Regions from separate parts of the Homo sapiens genome. Here region 1 is linked to region 2. The links are chromatin contacts, found by Hi-C in ENCODE. All regions are on one chromosome and are shown on one strand. The core of a region is the stretch at or near the end of the contact, and the rest is flanking DNA. Distances in the headings are between cores, read along the strand shown.

The links. A loop is a pair of places that touch in the nucleus more often than their neighbours do. Pooled maps may share reads with other maps.
Region 1: a pooled map shows a loop between it and region 2 (6-fold over the local background). The contact joins the promoter of QTMAN-AS1 here to the enhancer-like site in region 2. A Hi-C loop is called at or near these places in 2 of 37 single-sample maps with no recorded cell type and 5 of 50 pooled maps.

Annotation. Positions count from the first base shown.
Region 1 is chr2:143,935,331-143,940,166 of GRCh38, forward strand. QTMAN-AS1 (QTMAN antisense RNA 1) reads left to right here and starts at 1,737. Exons shown (of 3, transcript NR_110237.1): 1 at 1,737-2,306. It overlaps QTMAN (queuosine-tRNA mannosyltransferase), which reads right to left. Exons shown (of 12, transcript NM_001376312.2): 12 at 2,738-4,836. RefSeq lists an enhancer at 1,161-1,844 and a silencer at 2,039-2,238.
Region 2 is chr2:143,727,948-143,732,379 of GRCh38, forward strand. The region is part of intron 13 of ARHGAP15 (Rho GTPase activating protein 15); the gene reads left to right. All of the region lies in intron 4 of ARHGAP15-AS1 (ARHGAP15 antisense RNA 1), which reads right to left. Among named protein-coding and RNA genes, the nearest start is that of ARHGAP15-AS1, 46 kb to the right of the region's middle. RefSeq lists an enhancer at 967-1,587. Within about 2 kb of position 2,389, at least 2 of the 41 ENCODE cell types and tissues checked have a DNase peak (open chromatin) inside an H3K27ac peak, as active enhancers do.

The DNA.
Region 1 (4,836 bases), core at 487-2,986, 210 kb after region 2:
ACTGGCCTTTTAAAGGGAAGACATAATGGGTTGAAGAACAAATTGTAGCATAGATCGGCCTAATCCCTTGTACTCCAAGGCTCATTTAACACCTCTCTGTAAACAACGGATATTTATACCATAATTGGCTATTTGACCATCAGTGTTCATTTACTATGTAACCTGCTATTATGGAGTTAAAAGAAGCTCCCCTTCATTGGCTCGTCAGCTTTCAGAGTAGCGAAAGTGTCCTCGCAGTTTTAAAAACACTTACACAAACGGGAATCAGTCTGACACTTGTACTCAGAATGAGAAACATTATCATGATATCAATAAGTATATATTTATTCTTTGGGGGATATTATTGCCAGAAAGAAAAGGAAATATATTAGATCTGAGTGTCATTTCCTAAGATTCTTTTCTAAAATTATAGCTTTAACCCTTTAGCCGCAGTTTGGAAGGGAGACCCATCTGCTGATTTGATGTACTAAATAGAAGGCACTTGGTTTCCAAACACTATTCTCAGATTCGCAAAGTTGCGCTGTGATGAATAAATAATGAATCAGATATTTCAATCCGTTTTATGATTTTTGAAAGCCCTGATTATCATTGTTTACAGTCTCTTCTTAATGCACTTCCCATGCGTTCTTGTTCAGCCTTCCAAGAGTTGGTTTATGTAGGCCACCCTCTCCCAACCTCGCTTTACTTTTGGACTGCTCTCACGTGTTAACCCACCCGCTCACACCTTTAAACCAGTTTGGGGAATATTTCAAATCTGAGGGGGGAAATCTTGAGCGACAGATGACAAGGAGTATTCGCAAACACTCCAGGCTAATGTTGCTTGTATTTGGTCACAGGTGTGCCCTGCTTTTGCGTACTATAATATCTCTATTGGTGAGAAAGAGGGAGAAAATTATGCTAAAACCACATGGATAGAAAGGAAAACGGCACTGCTGAAATCAGGAAGGATCAGCATTCCTTTTCTCCTATACATACGTGTGTATACTCAGATAAATAATGATAAATCACGGCAGTGTGAGGGAGGCTTTTAACAAAATACAAGCTTCAAAATAGGAATATCTTCACAAGTTTTCAAAAAGCTAATCAGAGCAAATGAGTGACAAATCAATGTAATGCTTCTAAATATTCTCCTGCCCCAATATTGCTTAACTCCTCTTCTCCACTCCTCCTAAATAACCAGTTGGTGGTGAGGAGGAGAAATGAGGTTTGTATTTCAATATACAGGTGTGAAGTGAAAAAGAAAGCGTCCGGGGGGTGAGATTTAAATCACATATCCGAACATACCAGAGACAGGAGTTATTCTAAACTGTGTAGATAAAATCCCTTTCGGAGAGTCCCCGTGCCCATCCCCACTCCCCTTCGCGGGATTGCTGAGGGCAAGTTATGTTTTTTGAAAAGGTAGTAGGCATCGGTGTTTCTGGTTTTGCTTAGTGCGTCTTCATCGTATTCCCTCGCTGAGGACTGAGCCTGGCCGACTCAGGGAACCGAGTTCAATGAAATCCTCAGACGCATAAAGCACAGGGTGCCGGCCCACCGAGCTGCGCTCCCTTCCCGGGGGTGCCCGAGAGAGAGCACGCGAGCCCGGCGCAGCCAAACCCGGGCAGGGGTGGGTCCCCACCGCGTGTGCGTGTGCCAGCCTGGGAGTGTCGGCGCGAGCGTGGCGGGTGCGTGCCGGTGTGTGTGCGTGACAGCGCGCGCGTGGCAGGGAGTTCGCGCGCCAGGGTGCGCGTGCCAGCGCGGGTGTGCGAGGGAGTGCGCGCGGGTGGGAGCGCCAGGGGCTGGCGGGGCCCGCGCCCTGGGACGAGCCCCTCGTGCTCCGGCTCTGCGCTCCCGCAGCGCCCACGCAGCCGAGAGGAGTGGGTGATGACTTCGTGACCTCAACGTCCTCCCCCGTCCCTCGACATGTTCCCGCGCCTGAAAGGTGCAGAAAACTCCCCCCACCGCTCTGGACGAGACTGAGCTAGGCGTCGAGGGCGGGCGCCGCCGCAGACCGGAGCTCGGGCTCGCTGGCCGCTCAGGCGCAGCGGTGTGGAGGGAACGGACGCGCGGCAAGGCGACCCGCTCTGGGCAACGCGGGCGCAGCTGCCCCGACGCAAGGCACTAGCTGGTCGGGGGCTCGGGCGAGCCGGGGCCGGCGTGCCGGGGCGTGCGCTCTCTCGGCAGGCGAGCGCCGGGCTCCGCGGAGGTCCCTGCGCCCACTGCCTGCTTCTCCGCCCGGCGACCCGGAGTCCCCAGGCTGCGGTGCGCCAGGCCAGACCTGACCGAGGGCGGAAGACCCGAGCGGCAGGGAGGCAGAAAGAAAAGAGGTAGCAAGCCCCAGACAAGGGATCCTTAATTACAGATAAAAGGCAAACAAAACCGTACACCACATTTTCCACGTGTCAGCTGACGGCCGCGACAAAAGGAAACAGAACGCTGGGGGGTGGGGGGGAGGCCCCTTCTTAGCTGCCCCCCACCCCTTGACAATGTGTGCAAATGTAAAATGCATTAGGTAGTAACTCTGGATAGGTGGTGCCCGGGGCCAAATTGCAGCTGCACGCTCCATCGTGTAGGACAGTTTGCTGATGCACCCAGAGGTCTGGGGAACCTCTTACAAAAAAGGGACTACAAATACTCCGCTTGAGCACATTTTGCTTCTTAAAACTTCATTACTCATACATTTTAAGTTAAAAATTTTGTGCTTAAAGTGTTGCAATTATCTTCAGTAAAATTCTAATACACACACACATACACACAATTTTGTTTTGCAGTTTTGTAGATTCCATTTTATTGGCCTGGTATCACAGCATTAGAAATACAAGGGGAAAAGCCAAGACGATGAAAGCCAGGGAACATAGCTGCAAGCACCAGAGAGCACAAGTTCCCCTCCATGGCTCTGCGGCTCAAATGGAAAAAGGAGAGATGTCTGCTTTGATTTCTTTCCTTTTAATTAATCAGGATCACAAAGCAATCTCCACCCTGTCCCTGGGATTTAAGATACTGGTTAAACTCCACCGTGTCCCGAATTCTCCACAGAAGGTGGAGGAGTGTTCAGAATCTGAAGTCCACCCGCGGACCATTAAAAACCTCTAGGTCTGTGCCCTCATTTTTAACACTCAAATTAAAGGATCACCCTGAGCCACCACGCAGTGCACTCTTCTCTATTTTCTCCCTCTTGTTGCTGGGCCGGTTTTGGAAATTAGAAGGGGTGGTCTCTTTGTTAGCAATCTGTTTACTTTCTTCTGATACAATGAAGCATCAGGTCGAAGGTGACAAGGCTTCTTTGCTTAGTCATTTTTACCCATCTCTTTGTAGATGATGTTTTTTTCCATTTTCAATTTTTTTTTTCATCAATGCCATCTCCCCAACAGCATTTCAAAAATAAAATTTCCAAGTCCTTTTTTTAAATGTGGTTCCAGTCAAATGATTTACCCACACCCCAAATAATATTATTTACATCCAGTATTAATAGCTGCATATCAGTAATTCTTAGAGATCTTCTGATCCATATTTAACAATTTAAATGATGGCTAACATTATTGCCAGGCAAATGCCTGAACCAATAGTTTGTGGACTAGTTGCCAGCCAGATGACAGCCAGGTATACACAGGGTAAGAACATAATTAAGTTTCTGCCCTAGTCTCTTCAATTGCAGAAGGCAGACAACACTCTTTCTCACCTTCCAGGGAAGTAGATTAGCAGATTAACAAAATGATGTAAATCACATAAGCTTTACATCCCCCTTCCCCTTCTAATACCTATTTAGGAACACTTTAAAATTTTTCCTTTAGGCATCTAGTCTTTCTGTGGTTTAGCCACATGCTCTCCCCTTTTTGGCTTTCTCCTTCTGTAAAATAAGTAAGGTGAAAGAGCAGATTAGGAGTTTTTCTTTTTCTTACAGCTTTCCTGTGTTTGAGTGGATCATCCTGTTGCCATCGTTTTAGTCCAGTTGTTGTTAATTCATGTTCTTACCACCCACCAAAGAATAGCACAGGATTAAGTTTATATTAATAAATGATGTTCATGAGTAGGTTTTTAAATGCCAGAGTTATGATTTATTTTTTTAAATGGGTGGAGAAAGGAGAGCGGCAATAACTAGCTCCCAAGTCATTCAAAATCCTGGCATCACACATCTATGTGGGTTTTTCTTTCTTTGTTTTGGTCTTTAAGTTTTTTGGACACACCTCTTATTTCCCTTTTAGTCCTATATCATGGAATAAATGCTTTTTTTGACTATCTTTGTCCATAGCTTGAAACCCTGTTTATTACAGTTAAATTTATAGAAAGTATTATATGGTCCTCTTTTCTTCTTCTTAAGAGCTTATAATTGTCCCTGTTTATCTCCCCACCCATTAAGAATTCTGTAATAAATCCCTGCACCAAATAAATTAAAATCTGCAACTTCAGACACCCGAGGAAGAGGACATTAATCCACTTAGTAAAATACTCAAGACCTCCCCCTCTCAATTTCAGCTCTTCTTAATGTAACATTCAGTAATTACAGCTGGCTCCTTATACTTCCCTCCCTCCCTTTTATTCTGAATTATATTGGCCTTGCTTAACCTTCATTTCCTTTTCTACCCCCCACATTTGTCCACATACTTTTCTTTGACCATGTTTGTCTCTTTCTCTTTCTTTCTGCTGTGTGGATTGAGGGCAACAAATGAAGCTTTCCAAGAGCTTAATACTTGCCCGTAAAATCCCATCCTACCTCCCCATTCCACTATTAACGTTTTGTACAATTTTTATGCATCCTTCAGTTGTGTAGTTACTGCTCTATATTTTTCTGATTGATCATTAAGTTATGCTGGCTTTTCAGAACTGTCTCCATAATCCTGAAGCAAAGCCTTTTTACTT
Region 2 (4,432 bases), core at 1,139-3,638:
GACTATACTGAATTTTTTAAAAATGTGTATCTTTTTTCTATATTATACTGCAGTGTTCAATGTGAATCTGAAGTCTGGATAATCCCAGACTGTGTTAGTTTGCTAGGGCAGCCATAACACAATACGACACACCAGGCGGCTTAAAAAGCAGCCATTTATGTTCTCACACTTCTGGAGGCTGGAAGTCCAAGGTCAAGATATCAGCAGGTTTGTTTTATTCTGAGGTCTCTCCCCTTGGCTTGCACATGGCCACCTTCTTGCTGTTTTACCCTTCACGTGGTTTTACTTTTGTGCTTTTTTTCCCTGGTGTCTCTCTGCGAGTCTAAATTTCCTCTTTCTATAAGGACATCAGTCAAATTGGATTAAAATCCACCCTAATGGCCTTATTTTTAACTTAATGACCTTTTTAAAGGCCCAGTCTCCAAATGCAGTCACATTCTGAGCTAACGGTAGCTGGTGCCTTATCATATAAATTGGGGTGGGGTTAGGTGGGATAACTCAGCCCATATCACACACAAAGGGTATATTCACATCCAAGCTGTTGACATGCCCCGTACCAATGATGTATTTATTTGAGCCCCAAACTAAAACCTAAATTAATATTTGTAAGTCTGGAGTATTCTTCTAGTATGATTTTTCAGTCACATCCTCTATGGGAATGAAACAATGATGACTTTGTAAGGTTTAGGGGAACAAGCAGCAGCATGACTCTTCTCATACCTTCTTGCTAGACTGGAAGGAAGCAGTTCCTGTGTACAGTAAGTGTTACCACAGTGCCCGACCGAGCCCCACCCCGCCTTCAGGGACCCCGGTCTAGAGGCATAAGTGCCTCCCTCTCCATTACTGCCGCCCTCCATTAGGAGCAGATAATGCGTGAGCTACCACTCTCACAATAAAACATTGCACTTACACCACACCTTTCAACTCAGCATTTCCAAATGCTTGAAAAATCATTATTATTTTTATTATTTATTTGTGGAATCCCAGCAGTCTACTCAGCACTGGGAAGTGCAGTGAAAGCCACAGAGCTATGGTCTCAGTTACGCAGACTTAAACCGACACTCAAGTTTCCTCCGCGATGTACCAGTAAAAAGTCTGAAGGTGGACGTTTTTGCATGTGCATGCATAGCAAGAAAAAAAGTGAAAAGGCAATTTAGGTCTGAGTTACCCCTGCGGCTCACATACCTGAGAAAAGAGCCATTTGTTAGTATTGTTCTGATAAATGAAGGACCCAAGCAAGAACAAAGCAAGAAAGCAAACACAGTTTTAGACCCTACAGCTCAGAAAATGGAAATGCATTTCCCTAATCAAGGGCATCTACAATAACACTTTTAAAAGGATTATTAAGCAATGCAGGAAGTAGAAATCAATCAGGCTCTGCTTGTTGTTCACTGGTCATTATTTCCTGGGTCAAATCTGCTTGACATTCAATTTAATACAGTCTTTCATCAAGTCAAAAGGCCTTAGAGAGAAACTTTCACTGGCCACCCACATTTTCAGCAGGGCTGTTGCCTGGTCCGATTCACTTTTGTTTTCCAAGTCTTTACCATCATTGCATATTACGCCTACTTCTATTGAAACAGCTACTGCTTTTGATGATTTCCACAGTGGTGAACATATATTGTTCATCCCTGTAATGCTAGAAGCTGGTCCAGTGCTTGGCATGTAGTAGGTGCTCAATAAATATGAGATCTGTGAAAAACAAATTTTCACCTTACAAAGGCATTCTCAAAATGAATTTGACACATCCTGCTCTCTCTACAAAGTTACAAGCTAAGATAGATCACAGCAAAGCAGAGATATTGCAGACACAGATTGAAAACCAAGTGAAATAATGATTTAGATTGCCTTAAATCAAAGTGACTAAATGCATTTTTAGAAAGTACATGTTGAAAGTTATCTTGACTAGTCTTCCATTTAGCCAGGAAGTTTTCTGGAAGAAGTATAAGTTTAGGGATTTTTTGTGAGGTGAGAGGGAGAAATCATAAATAAGTATGTGTTCTAGAAAGTGGGGTAAGACCACAGAGGAGTCCTAAAGGTATTAATAGAGGTCAGGAATTGGACTTTAGAAAAACAGAAGAGGCAAGGAATTGAGAACAGAGGAAAATCAGATTACTTGGAGTGTTCTAATGAATGGCTTTCAAAGAAGATAAAGACCACCATATATAGAAAGCTACTTTGAAGATATAAAAGGGTTTGTTAGTAACATGACTGGGCATATACTAGAGTAGAAATTCCAAAATAAGAGCTGCCACAACGCAGCCAAAGTGAGAAGATATTTCTCTGGTCACCTGTGCTTGGTGCCAGCCACCATCCTCTACTGTTCTTCATTGTCCCTAGAGCTGGAGGCTTAGAAAGGCCTAGACACACACTGTAATCGTATGTCTCTTTCAGTTTGCTGGAGAGTGACTCACAAAAGGGTGTTTCCCGTGCTGACACAAAAGTATGCAATATTTCTTTGTCTTTCAAACTGGTAATTCATAAAGACTGTATACTATTCCGTATTGGACAATGTTGAGGCTTAAATATCCTAAGCCCCTTATAAGAAGGATGCTGCAAACATGAGAATAAGGGGTGTCTTCTGAAAATGAGTGAACTAAGCCACTTAGGAAGTTGCTGGCCTCATCTCGAAACCCACCAAATAACAGCAGTACAGCTAGAAATAGAGTTCAAAAGTCAAAAGTGCCTGGCTGCCCTAAAATTTTCTCATTGCATGACTTGGTTCAAGGGGCTTCATTATATTTTGTATTTAGATTTCACACGTTTATATTCCACAGTGCAGTGTCTCTTTAAAAATGTAACTGTTGAGTCTAAAAATCAGGAAGTAGTAAAGTGGCTTCCAGATACATATAGAAGGTTTTTGTTTGGGTGGTGTGTGGGAAGGGGTTGGTTTTGTTTTTAATTTTGTGCAATTTCAGTCCAGTCAACACCTAGAGCACTCCTTTAAAAAAAAAAAAAAAAAAAAAAAAAAGGGAAAAAGGCTTTTTTTTTTTTTTTTTGATTCAGTGTGCACAGAATTTATTGCAGACATCTGGGAGTTTAACCAGAGACATCCAAGAGGCCAGTAGAAGTGGAGCAGCAATAGAGAGTAATAGTTGACTTTTATCCTCATTTTTAAGAGGGAAATGGTCTATTGGTTTTAGAGGTGAAACGCTAGAAAGGAAACTGCTCAATCCTCTCATTTCAAAGATGAGCAAACTTGGGACTTTCCCAAGTCATCTAGCCACTTTGCATGTTCTATAACCCAAATTTACTTTAAATTGTGGAAAGAAAATGGAAATAAACTACCTTGAAGGCATTTGAGCTCCAACTGACTAATTATTCTAGGTCGTTAAATACAGTTAGAGTTGTTAGATTTTCTGGTTTCCAATGGGGGTAATTCCATCACAGAGATTCCTTTTCTATCAAATTGTTGGTGCTTCATTTTCTTAGCTCTGCCTGGTGGTCTCTATTACCTCCATATAAGAAGGCTTTTCTTTTCCACCAAATGAATGAATTTTCTCATCAATTCCAGTCATGCCTCATACATCTCCCTCTCTAGGACTTTCTCCACACTCGTCCCTCCAGTTCAGGTTCCTCTGTGCGCTCTCTGCCTATCCCAGATTCTACCACTTCTTCAGAGGACCTGGCTCAATATCCTGCTCTTTTAGATCTGCTATTCAGAGATCTGGTCCTAACTGCAGAGACTTTTCCATACTTTGAATTCATAGCCTTTCTTATGAATAGCTGTAAAGGTGAATTTGATGCTTGCATATAGCATAGTGAATTTAGGGCAAAGGCTATGCTTATTATTTTTTGATTCTTGCAGAATAGCACGAATAGACACAACTTATTGAATACTAACCATATGTCCCATATCTTGCTGAAAAATTTTAAATACATGTTCTCAATTCAACAACCATGTAAAGTCATTATTATCCTCAATTTATGGAAGCAAAATCTAGCATCCAGAGAGAAGGTGTTATTTTCCTAGATCAACCAACTAAAAGTGATGGGGTCAGTATTTAAAATGCAAGTATGTCTGAATCCAGAGCCCCTGTGGCCAGCTTCTATGCAAAATTGCCTTCCTTCTCAGAGTTACTTGCACATAAAAATCACTAAATATTTGTGAATTAGACAGATGAATGAATGAATGATTTGGAACCTGTTCCTTTCACCAATTTGACTTGCAAAAGGGAAAATAATAAGAAATTCTGAATCTTGTTGCCTCTGGACAGATGTGGTCAGTTAGCACAAGCAAAGCAGAAATGTTCTCACAAGTTAACAGTAAAAATCACTGGACACCTACATGGAGGTAAAATGACTCACAGGGAATGAAGCAAGCCTGGAATAAAATTTGGCCCAAATCCAACAAGCATTTGGAACCTCATAGCATGCATTTGGAATACTACCTTCATCCCTTATTTTTTCTTCACCTTTATTGTCTTAGTCA